Linked DNA regions of Homo sapiens: all the other regions are linked to region 3. A link is a contact called in ENCODE Hi-C data. All regions are on one chromosome and are shown on one strand. Each heading gives the region's core, a stretch centred on a gene start or an enhancer-like site at or near the end of the contact. The rest is flanking DNA. Distances are from core to core; before and after follow the strand shown.

Region 1 (3,826 bases), core at 91-2,590, 5.5 Mb before region 3:
TGCTAGGAGGATATTGAATGTTCTCAACACAAATGATAAGCCCCCGGGGGAGTGGCTTCTGTGAGACCTAAATCCTCATCTGCCACAGAAGGAAGGCAACACATACTCTCCATAACTGAAAATGCAAGAAATAGCAGAAAATGACTATTATTTAAAAATACGGGCCAGGCGCAGTGGCTCGTGCCTGTAATCCCAGCACTTAGGGAGGCTGAGCCGAGAGGATCACCTGAGGTCAGGAGTTCAAGACCAGCCTGCCCAACATGGTGAAACGCCGTCTCTACTAAAAATAGAAAAATTAGCCAGGTGTCGTGGCGTGCGCCTGTAATTCCAGCTACTCAGGAGGCTGAGGCAGGAGAATCTCTTGAAACCGGGAGGCGGAGGTTGCAGTGAGCCAAGATCATGCCACTGCACCCCAGCCTGAGCGACAGAGCAAGACTCTGTCTCAAAAAAATAAAAAACATACGGAAACAGGTATTAGAAGAACAGCTTAAAATGTTGAAGGTGGTTAGTCTGGGGACCAGTACTCTGGGACTGGGAGGACTAGACCAGAGGTCGGCTGTTTTGCTCTTAAGGCTTACAGAACGATCTAGTTTCAAACTATCTATGTTTAACTTCGACTTTTTCCTATCAGGCTCGGTGCTGCTATTCCACTGAGCTCATGGAAAATTAAATCTTTATTAGGAGCCTTCCAAGATCACAGTGGGGTGGCAATGGGGACAGATAATGCAGAAAAGCGAAGGCTCACTGGTCTACAAATACACGTCTATCACAACCTGTAAAAGTTAACCCTGTCCCAGCCTGGCCAATATGGTGAAACTCCGTCTCTACTAAAAAATACAAAAATTAGCGGGGCGTGGTGGCGGGCGCCTGTAGTCCCAGCTACTGGGGAGGCTGAAGCAGGAGAATGGCGTGAACCCGGGAGGCGGAGCTTGCAGTGAGGCGACATCGCGCCAGTGCACTCCAGCCTGGGCGACAGAGCAAGACTACGTCTCAAACAAAGAAACAAGTTAACCCTGTCAACATCTCGACTTTAAATGCAAAGCACTGCACATGCACACGCTGAACACCTCCCCTTCCTTCTCCAGGGGCAACACAAGCACAACCGCCGCACATTTACGAATCTACACAACTGCGCATCGGAGCGAATGAGGTCAGGGCCCAGAAAGGTGGGGCAGGAACGATCCCAGCCTTCAGCTAATTCTGTCACCTCTAACGTCTGGGGCAAGAACGTTTCAGGAAACCAAGGGGGACCGAGGCTCAGCGCCGAAGAGAAAGACGCCAACTGCGGGACCTGTCGCGCCTCCCGCGCCGGGGTGGAGCTGACCCCGCCGAGTCCCGCCCCTGCCTGAGTTCGCCAGTGGTCCAGGAGCCGCTTTTTTCCACTCGGGAAGACTTCAGAGAAGTCTCACAAAGGACTCGGCTGGCTGCTTTTCTCAGTGCCGAAGCCGCGCCATGCTCGTTCTCAGAAGCGGCCTGACCAAGGCGCTTGCCTCACGGACGCTCGCGCCTCAGGTACTGGCCGCGGGGGCGCGCCCGAGCCCTGGCCGGAGGGGAGGGGAGGGGCGGGGGGTATTTCTGAAGCGTGCGAGCCACGCTCAGGCGCTCCCAGACCTGGGGCCCCGCGCCGCCGCCGAAGTTCTAACGCGGTCTCTGGAGCCGTCTGGCGCGCAAGGAGGAGGCTACAGGCCGGGGTCGTCTCGCTGGCAGTCGCTGTCAGAGGGGTTTTCTAACTGGATGCCAGTGTTTTTGTGATTTTTGTTTTTGTTTTTGAGACGGAGTCTCGCTCTGTCGCCCAGGCTGGAGTGCAGTGGCGTAGTCTCGGCTCAGTGCAACCTCCGCCTCCCGGGTTCAAGCGATTCTCCTGCCTCATCCTCCGGAGTAGGTGGAATTACAGGCGCCAGCCACCACGCCCGGCTAATTTTTTTTGTGTTTACTATTTAGTAGAGTCGGGGGTTTCACCATGTTGGTCAGGCTGGTCTCGAACTCCTGACCTCGTGATCCGCCCACCTTGGCCTCCCAAAGTGCTGGATTGCAGGCATGAGCCACTGTGCCCAGCCTGATGCCAGCTGTTTCTAGCCTAAATGCCACAACTCCCGGGACACCCCCGTGGCGCCAGCTGTTGCGTTTTTTTAGGATAACATCTCCAGATACAAATCTCCGAAAATCAACTTTAAAAGCAGTTATTAGAAATACCTCATTGGCCCATTTTCCGAGATAATAATATTTTTAAACTGTAGATACTAAGCAGTTTTTTATTTTCAGAATTTGATTAAACTGACCCAAAAAGAATGGCCATCAAAAGAAAGGATAGTTGCAGGTATTTTTTGGTATGAAGAAGGGTTTTCTAAGAAAACTAAGACACTTGGGCAATAAGGGCATAACTCATACTGGAGATGAATGAACTCAAGATAGACAATTATAATTAAGACGTTATGCACACAAACTACATAGACATTTGCATGTTGTAACCAAAAATATGTCAGTGAAAGATGCCTACTGAAACTGTTGCGATAGATTATTCTGGGTAGTGAGCCTCAGGAAATTGTCACATGCTAACCATGCCTAAATGAATGGATTTGTAAACTAGAATGCCACGGGAGTGGTCTGTGTATACACGTGTGTTTACATAAATATTTGCATGTACGTACATACAGACAGACTGGATAATTTCTGACAGGGCATTTGCTACTGAACATTAAGCTCACTCAGGCTCAGAGGGCCAGATTAGGACAGAAAATTTACCCATTGGGCATATGACTATTACAAAGGGTGGTTCTTAAAGGATAGTTCCATAAACTTGGTATAATTGAGTGCACTAAATGTACATACTTCTTGATATTGCATCTGTAATTAGAAACAATGATGGAGACAATTCTCATTTGTTGAGTTTTTTTCCTTTTCAGCCTTTATGCAGTATACACCCATAGTACAATGCAATTGGATAAGTTATAGCTTCCTTTTATATTAGTTACATTCCAGTCCTGTTTTTGACCGGTAGTCTTCATCAGTAGATTCAGGAAATACTTTGACCTGAATAGCCCTTCCTGTTTTTTTAGGAACCTTTTAAAAACAAGAGTTTTTTGTTAGTAAACGTATTTTTGGGCCTGCCAAAAGGCATGTGTACTTAATAAATTTTTTTCAATGTGTGGAACTAATACATATGGTATTGAGTAAGATGGAATATTGGCTAAACAGGGGAAAACCCTTTGTAAATTAAAGAGACTAAGTCTTAAATGTAGTTCTTCGGTAAAGGAGTATCATTATGATCCCACAGCCTTCTTGTGAGCAAATTCTCGTGAAAAAATGGCTAGAGGTAGACCCCTGCTAGGAAACAGTTGCTATATATTCATCAGAATTAAGAGTAGTTATCTTTATTGACATCTCTATGTAAACAAGTGTATATGGAGAATTGACAACAAAAGTAAACAATGGATAATGAGTCTATGTGTGTTCCTTGTACCAGACTCAGATTTGGTTGTAACCAAATCTGTAATTGTACCTTCCCAAGATATTTACATTTGTCTTACCTCCTTCAGGTGTGTTCATCTTTTGCTACGGGCCCTAGACAATACGATGGAACGTTCTATGAATTTCGTACTTATTACCTTAAACCTTCAAATATGAATGCGTTCATGGAAAATCTTAAGAAAAACATTCATCTTCGGACCTCTTACTCTGAATTGGTTGGATTCTGGAGTGTAGAATTTGGAGGCAGAACGAATAAAGTGTTTCATATTTGGAAGTATGGTAAAGAGTCATCCAGTTTTAGTATTCAGTATAGATTTTCATTCTGTTAAATGTAACATAAGACTTAGTTCTTGGATCT
Region 2 (3,776 bases), core at 162-2,661, 6.2 Mb before region 3:
CGGTTTTAGCAAGTGGCATCTTGGGAAGTGAGGAATGGGATTAAGGTCCTTATAAAATAGGCCCAAGCGAGGGCCTCTGCCTCTCCACCATGCGAGGACAGAGCCAGAAGGTGCTATCCACTAAAGAGAAAGCACCCCTCCCTAGACACACCTTATTCTGTGACATTCCAGCCTTCAGAAATGTGAAGAATAAACTTCTGTGGTTCATAAACTACCCAGTCTAGGATATTTTGTTATGGAAGCCCAAAAGGATCAAGCCATTCCAAAATAGCATTGTTGCCCACACCATCTTTTTGAACCTCACTTAGGGTAACACCATACCCATTCGGAGTTAAGCCCTTCCTAACTCTTAAGTATCAACGTGCTTGGAAACGTGAGCAATCCTGACACGTTTTTTCTTCCTAAAGAACAATACATACTAATAATAGGATCGGCTAATAATACTAGATTCTATGCATGAAGCCTAGTATTTAAAAGCATGCAATCTGGAGCTAGACCGCCTGGGAACAAATCCCAGCTTACTAGACAAGCTGTTTAACCTTTTACTTGGTCTCATTTAACTCATTTGTAAAACGAGGGCAATTTCTGATTTCATAGGGTTGCTACGTGGATTTTAAAAAGCCCCTTGCAATATAGCCTAATATTCAGAACTCAATAACATGAACTGTCTTAAAAGGTTTCCAGAAAAAATCCCCAACAGGTTAGGTCGGCTTATCATTACAACGCTTTCCGGTATAAGGGAGATGAATAGCTATTTAGCACCACACAATTTCTCCTCTGGGCTCGGAACAGCTCTCGGTAGACTACGATCCCTTTCCGACGTGGAAACTTCAGATAAAAACGCTCCCCGAGGTCCGAGGCCAGTACGGGGCGGAGCCAGGACGCGGGCCAGAGTCCCCCGAAGGACGGTGCCTCTCTGGCCCCAAGAAGTACAGCTTTTATTTTGCAGCAATCTGAGCCAACCCGAGAAGATTCTGAAGCTTCCAAAACAGAACCGACGAGAACACTCATAGAATGCCTCTCCACTTCCTAACTGTCGCTTTGAGGAGAGAAAAGTAAGCCACAGCCAGCACCGCAGACTGGAGAAGGCGGAGTCTGCAGTGTGCCTAACGCGAACTAGAGGGACCGAGGCGGGGCGGGGCTGGCGAAGCGCGAGGACCCGGGGCCGAGGTGTGGGGCTGACCATAGAGTGCCGGACGCCGGTGTGAACATACACTATCTGCTCCTGTAGTGCCCAGGCCCCTGCCGGGGAGTCCCCGGAGCTACCATTATCGAGACTCTCATTCTATTGCCCTGCGGCTTTAATCCTTCGAGTGTAGGGGAAAAATTGAACCCTAAAGACAGGCAGCTCCTAGGCACCAGCACAGGAAATAAGCAATGGAGGTGGGGTCCTTTGCTCGCGCCGAAATTCAAAGGAATAAATAGTTCCGGCGCGGGTGTTGAGAGCGGTGTGGCAGGTGTTGTAGCCGCTATGGTGAAGTTCGCTTTGTAGCGGCCCCGGCTAGAGAGTTGTTCTGTTCCCTGCCTTTGTGACCCGGAGGAGCTTTTGGGGTGCGTCAAGCCCCTGGCCTGAGGCAGCGGTGAGGCGTGTGCGTGAGCACGGCCGGTTGGGCCGGGCCAGACTTCCTGGCGGGAGGCGGGAGGCGGGAGGCGGGGCGCGGGGCGCGGGGGCTGTAGGGAGGGGGACCAGTGGCAGAGGGACCTTAGGTGATCCTTAGAAATAAAGGCTAGCTTCTGTTCGACCTTGGAGTAGGGCGAAGAGGTGTAGACAGGCCTGGAGAAGCGAGGTAAAAGCCTGAGTAAAAGCAAGAAGTTGGAGAATATGAGATACATCTCATCTCTAGTAAATACTTAAATGACTTCCCCTCCTCCCGGAGTCAAGCACAATTCGGGGATGCAATGACGGACGTAGGTGAAGACACTGCGGGAACTTACAGACAAGTAATGACCGTCTAATATCAGCTTTAAGTACCATGAAGGAAAAAGAAAGCCGAGTGAAGGATTGTGGAGAGGTGACATAGGGAGGTCAGGGAGGACTCCAGTAAGGTGACATTTGAGCAAAGACGTGAGTGCAGTAGAGAGTAAGCTATGTCAGTATCAGAGAAAAGCACATTATAGGCAAAGATAATGGGATATGTAATAATCCATAGTCTTTGTTTAGGTAGAGTATGATAAAAGTAGAAGGCAAGCCTGGAAAAACGGGTAGAAGAAATAGTTAAGACTTCCCAGTTGAATGGTTTAATTTCCAGATAGTGGCTAACTCTGGTATATTTTTGAGTAGATGAACGATGTCTTTACATCAGACAAGATAGTTTGTCAAGTGGCTGTTTTATTTCTATCACCCTATCGTTGCTGTTTTTGCCTCGTGTTCATTATGATTCCAGGTTTACATTCCACTTAGGTGGTGGTATTTCTGTTTCGTACAGAACTGGTTTGTGGCCTGTTTGATTCCTGTCAGAGGTTTGCTGACCCAAGACAGTATCGAAAATGCATATTAAGTCAATTATTCTAGAGGGATTCAAGTCCTATGCTCAGAGGACCGAAGTCAATGGTTTTGACCCCCTCTTCAATGCTATCACTGGCTTAAATGGTAGTGGGAAATCCAACATATTGGACTCCATCTGCTTTTTGCTGGGCATCTCCAACCTGTCTCAGGTAAAGTGTAAACTTTCTGATTTATTTGAATTTAAGTTGGCAGGAGAATCCTCACTGAACTTTGGAGACGTCCCGATATTCTCTTCATTTGTGTTTTTATACTTTTTGTAAATTACACCTCACTGCAACCTTTTAAGGAAAGTAATATTACTCCTTTAGATGAGAAAATAGAAACTTAGAGATGTTTAGAAGTAACAGTGCCTCAAAACTCAGGCATTCTGACTGTAAAGCAGTCTCATTCCAGAGTATTTTCAACCCTGTGTAATGATGCCTTTTCAAATCCTATTAATGGATTGAATGACTAGTGAAAATCTTTGGGACAGTATTTCCTTATATCTTGCAAAGTAACTTTTTATTAAAAAATGAATAGGAAACAATTCAATTCAGGGTTGAAAAGGTTCTGTAGAGAAAAGTGTCCATTGCAGGTTGTTGCCTATTTTCCTTGTTTTTCTTGCCAGAGGATGCAGCTGCCTAACCTTGTCTACTTAATGGACACTACGTTGGTGGGTTTTCCAACAGCAAGGGACCCATTTTTAGTGCTGCTTTGTACGGTAGGGAGTTTTGTAATTGTTACACTTTTCATATTTTATTTTAGGTTCGGGCTTCTAATTTACAAGATTTAGTTTACAAAAATGGGCAGGCTGGTATTACCAAAGCCTCTGTGTCAATCACTTTTGATAATTCTGACAAAAAGCAAAGTCCTTTAGGATTTGAGGTTCATGATGAAATCACAGTAACAAGGCAGGTGAGTGGCAATTAAACCTTTGGGTATCTTAAGACCTTTTATGTCTGATGTGGTTTTTGGCCCTATGCCTTTGCAAAACGTGCTAGAGAAAGTTCATGAGCAAAATTGGTGCCTTAAATTCTGACTAGATTCCTTAATGTCTTCCTTATATTAAAATCTTGATCATGCACATTCTATCACTAAGAGGATTGAAAGACAGCTGAAAAGTTGTTCATCCAGTATAAGCACTCAGCTATGCTGAAATCTTAAACCATATTTGAATCTTCTTTGGTTGTTCTTGAACACCTGTGTACTTGAGATCTTTCAATCTTCTGAGATAACCCATTCTGTTTTTGGACAGGTCTTATTAGAAAGTTAACAGCTATAAGTTTTGTCA
Region 3 (3,374 bases), core at 260-2,759:
CTGCTAAAATGAGAATCCCACTAAGAAAAAACTGATTGAGAGGAAGATAAAAGATGACAGTGGCAATCAACATATGAGGAAAAAACACTGAGAGTCAATAATAATCAAAGGAACAAAAGGATCGGGGACACATTGCAGACACACTTCTGTTTCCGAAGCCCACCCGGCACCAAACAGGTCAGGGCACCCGAGGCGGGCGAGGACCCGCCCTCCTCTGCTTCCCGCAGGTAGGGAGGGGTAATCGCAGGGTAGGCGCTGGCGAGGGGTCTTCTACCGTTCGAGCAGTATCAATTTCCTCCACTCACTTTTCTGACGCTGCATTTAACAAATATTTCTGGAGTGGCTACATTGGACTAGACACTGCGCGTTAGGCTCTGGGTTTCCCAGTCTACAAGGTTTTAGGCTTGCAATAACTTTCAAACATGGGAAGGCTGTTTCGCCTTGGGCATTTTTAAGAGGACAAAACAACGATCGGGATACCGATAGGTCGGCGAGCAGGCAGCAGGGCGCGGCTGCTCCCAGGAGGAACCCTGGCTCCAGCAAAACCCACCGACTGAGGGTGAATCATGGACGGGCAGGGCAGCCGAGGCCCCCGGGCCCAACCTTGGGGACTCAGTCATTCCAAAGCCACTGCTGCCGGAAACGCGCCCTGCGCCACAGGAGTCCCGTGGGCGCGGCCCGGACCTCACTTCCTCGCGGTCACCTGGGGCCCTCGGGCCTCCTGGACAGACCTGCACGTGCCAGGGGGTCTCCAGCCGCAATCCGCCCCCTTAGTGCGGATACAGCACGCGTCACCTTTGGGGTCGGGCATGGGTGGAGGCAGGCGGGGGTCTCCGGCCTAGACCCGCTCCCAAAGGGAGATCACTACCCCCGCTGCGGGTGGATCACTTCACATACGGAAAGGCAGCGGCGGCCACCGACCCGTGCCTTCTGCAAGGGCCCTCCCTATCCTTGCCTGGGGCCTGAATCTGGATACAGATGGGGGGCCAAGGGCGGACCCCTTCCATTCCCTCATCTTCCTCCAGTCGGGGCTGCCCGGACGGGAGGGTGCAGGAGGCGCAGCGTGGGGACTCCTCACGCTGTCTGCGCTCTCACATCCCCCGGACGCTCCCCGCGTGCGTGCAATCCCCCGAGGAACAGGGTGCGAGAAACGCTGGGCACCGCCACTCCGCCCTCCAGGGGACCCTCGTCCTTCTCCTCCCTTCCTCCAGGGCAGGCTCCACCGCCTCGGGCGCGCCCAGGCCGCTGCTTCCCGCAGTCCCAGGCCGAGACGCCGCGTCCCTTTCCCCTGGCGATGCGGAGGGGCGGCCTCCGCACCTCCCGCCACCGCCTTCCCCACCTCCCGCCACCGCCTTCCCCAGTTACAGAGGCCGCGCGCGGCGCCGGCACCCTGGCCTTCCCCGGTAGCGCGTACCTTGCTCTCGATCTGCTTCACCATCTTGGCTGCTGGAGTCTGACGAGCGGCTGTAAGGACCGATGGAAATGGATCCAAAGCACCAAACAGAGCTTCAAGACTCGCTGCTTGCTCTCTCCCTTTATAAACTGGCACGCCCGGCGTGCGTGTGGCGGGGGCGCGCGCGCCCGGCCGGACCTCCGCGCCCGTCGCTGCGCCCCGGCCACGCCCCGCCCCTGGAGCCTGCGAGCCGGGATCGGGGCGGGGCTGGCGCAAGCGTGGGGCGGAGCTCCAGGGCTTCGGCTCCTGTAACCCCAAGCCCAGCTCGCACTCCAGCTGGAAGTGGGGATCAGCACTGCGCGTGACGGTGGGAGGCGGGGAGACGGACAGTCACCCCCAGAGACACAAGGTCCCTCCCGGGTCACCTGGGGATGCGTCCGCCGGGCCTGAATCGAACACGCCCACGCTCGAGATGGGGACCGCCCAGGCAGGGCTGGATTCCTCGAAAAGGGCCGCCACGCCCCGGCCCCCCCAGCCACGTGAACCCCACAAAGTGCTGAGTAACGGTGACCGGGAAGTATCTCGGTGTGTACGTCCTTGCCTCCTCTCCGGAATTTACCGTGACCGTTCTCTTCTCTGTAACCTCCTTCTGTTCTTTCATTTTCACTGCTGAGCCCGCTGCTCCAGCTTGACACAGCGGTTTAGTGCGGTAGAAACGACCGGGGGACTGGTTGGGCTCTTGACCATCAGACAGCTGCGTGTGAGATGGAAGTGCCACTGGGTTGAGCTCTGCAACTTAGTTACGCAGTTGTGACCCTGGAAAGGTCCTGACCTCCTGAAGTCTCAGTGTTTCCTTCTGTAGAACGGGAATCATGATGGTCTCAATCTCACGGTGGTGGTATTTTGAGGGTTAATAGTGCTTGCAAAGGACGGTGCTTGGCACATAGTAAACACTCCATAGATAGTTCTTACTGTTCGGTGTCTTGCAGGGACTGATTGGGCCTGGCCACCTTATACAGCATTTACAATGGCACAGCACGCACACTTGTGTGAGATTCTTCTAACAGAGGCAGACTCCTGGAACAGAAGTCGGAGTTTGCATTGATCCAGGAATGCCTGTTGCAGGTTATGTCTGGCAGGGCTGGGGATTGTGGAAGGTGGGTATGTTAGCTGGCCTTGTGGAGCCAGGAGGGCCTGTCAGCGGCTGGAAGTGGAGGTTGAAAAGCTGCTCACAGGAACGAGAGCTAGAAGGCTGGGAGGGAGAGTCCCAGGTCTGTGTTTTCAGAGCTGAGCTGTTCCCGATGAAGCTGCAACTAGGTGTGATTGCCTAGGGGTGGTGATACTGCTGCCTGGCTGCCCCCTGAAATCCCTGGCTTCCTTCTTTCACTCTTTCAGACAGAGGAAGGGAGGAAACCAGAGGTTTTGAATCTATTGTGCAAAGTTTCTAGGGGGCTGAGGAGCACGGAGCATGAATATGGATATAGGCAAGGGACACATTCTAAAGACAGCCCATAGGGAGGGAAGACAGACTGCCCTGAATGCAGCAATGTTCCCAAAGAGAGGGAGGTTATTGGGGCAGAGAGGAAGGAGCTGTATGGAGCACCCAGAGCAGAATCTATAACCTGCTTTTCTGCTGCTGGGTTTTCAGTTCAGCTGCATCCCAGCTTCCTGACTTTTATCTGTTTGTTGGTGAATTTGCATGGGTGATAACAACAAATCATTGAGTTCCAGGAAGGGGCAATGCAGGCCATCCTCAGCTGACTTCTCTCCAAAGACCTTCCAAATGTCCAGTGACTCAGTGAAGGAGGTACTCCCTCTCTCCCACCTCCACAGCACCAATGCAGAGTAGATGTGGAGGATGGTACAGTTATAAGGAACTGGGAGGCCAGTCTGGACTCTGCAATTTGACTCCGTTGTCCTCATCCCTACTCTACCACTTCATGACTGGGTAACTCTAGGCAAGTCTAAATAGCCTTTTTGT

What was found. Hi-C counts contacts between places; a loop is a spot of excess contacts on that map. Pooled maps may share reads with other maps.
Region 1: a loop to region 3 is called in a pooled map, with 7 times the contacts of the local background. The contact joins the promoter of NIPSNAP3B here to the promoter of TXN in region 3. A Hi-C loop is called at or near these places in 1 of 37 single-sample maps with no recorded cell type and 5 of 50 pooled maps.
Region 2: a loop to region 3 is called in a map of CD4-positive, alpha-beta memory T cell, with 11 times the contacts of the local background. The contact joins the promoter of SMC2 here to the promoter of TXN in region 3. A Hi-C loop is called at or near these places in 2 of 168 maps with a recorded cell type or tissue (CD4-positive, alpha-beta memory T cell and naive thymus-derived CD4-positive, alpha-beta T cell), 1 of 37 single-sample maps with no recorded cell type and 12 of 50 pooled maps.

What each region holds. Positions count from the first base shown.
Region 1 is chr9:104,762,789-104,766,614 of GRCh38, forward strand. It overlaps NIPSNAP3B (nipsnap homolog 3B), which reads left to right and starts at 1,341. Exons shown (of 6, transcript NM_018376.4): 1 at 1,341-1,512; 2 at 3,537-3,747. The coding sequence starts at 1,453. RefSeq lists silencers at 1,070-1,269, 1,467-1,656.
Region 2 is chr9:104,092,898-104,096,673 of GRCh38, forward strand. It overlaps SMC2 (structural maintenance of chromosomes 2), which reads left to right and starts at 1,412. Exons shown (of 25, transcript NM_006444.3): 1 at 1,412-1,580; 2 at 2,427-2,655; 3 at 3,251-3,400. The coding sequence starts at 2,488. RefSeq lists enhancers at 695-1,364, 827-1,146, 1,365-2,032.
Region 3 is chr9:110,254,998-110,258,371 of GRCh38, forward strand. It overlaps TXN (thioredoxin), which reads right to left and starts at 1,510. Exons shown (of 5, transcript NM_003329.4): 1 at 1,415-1,510. The coding sequence starts at 1,438. RefSeq lists enhancers at 702-1,031, 1,774-2,973, 1,902-2,101, 2,142-2,191 and silencers at 1,102-1,351, 1,522-1,761.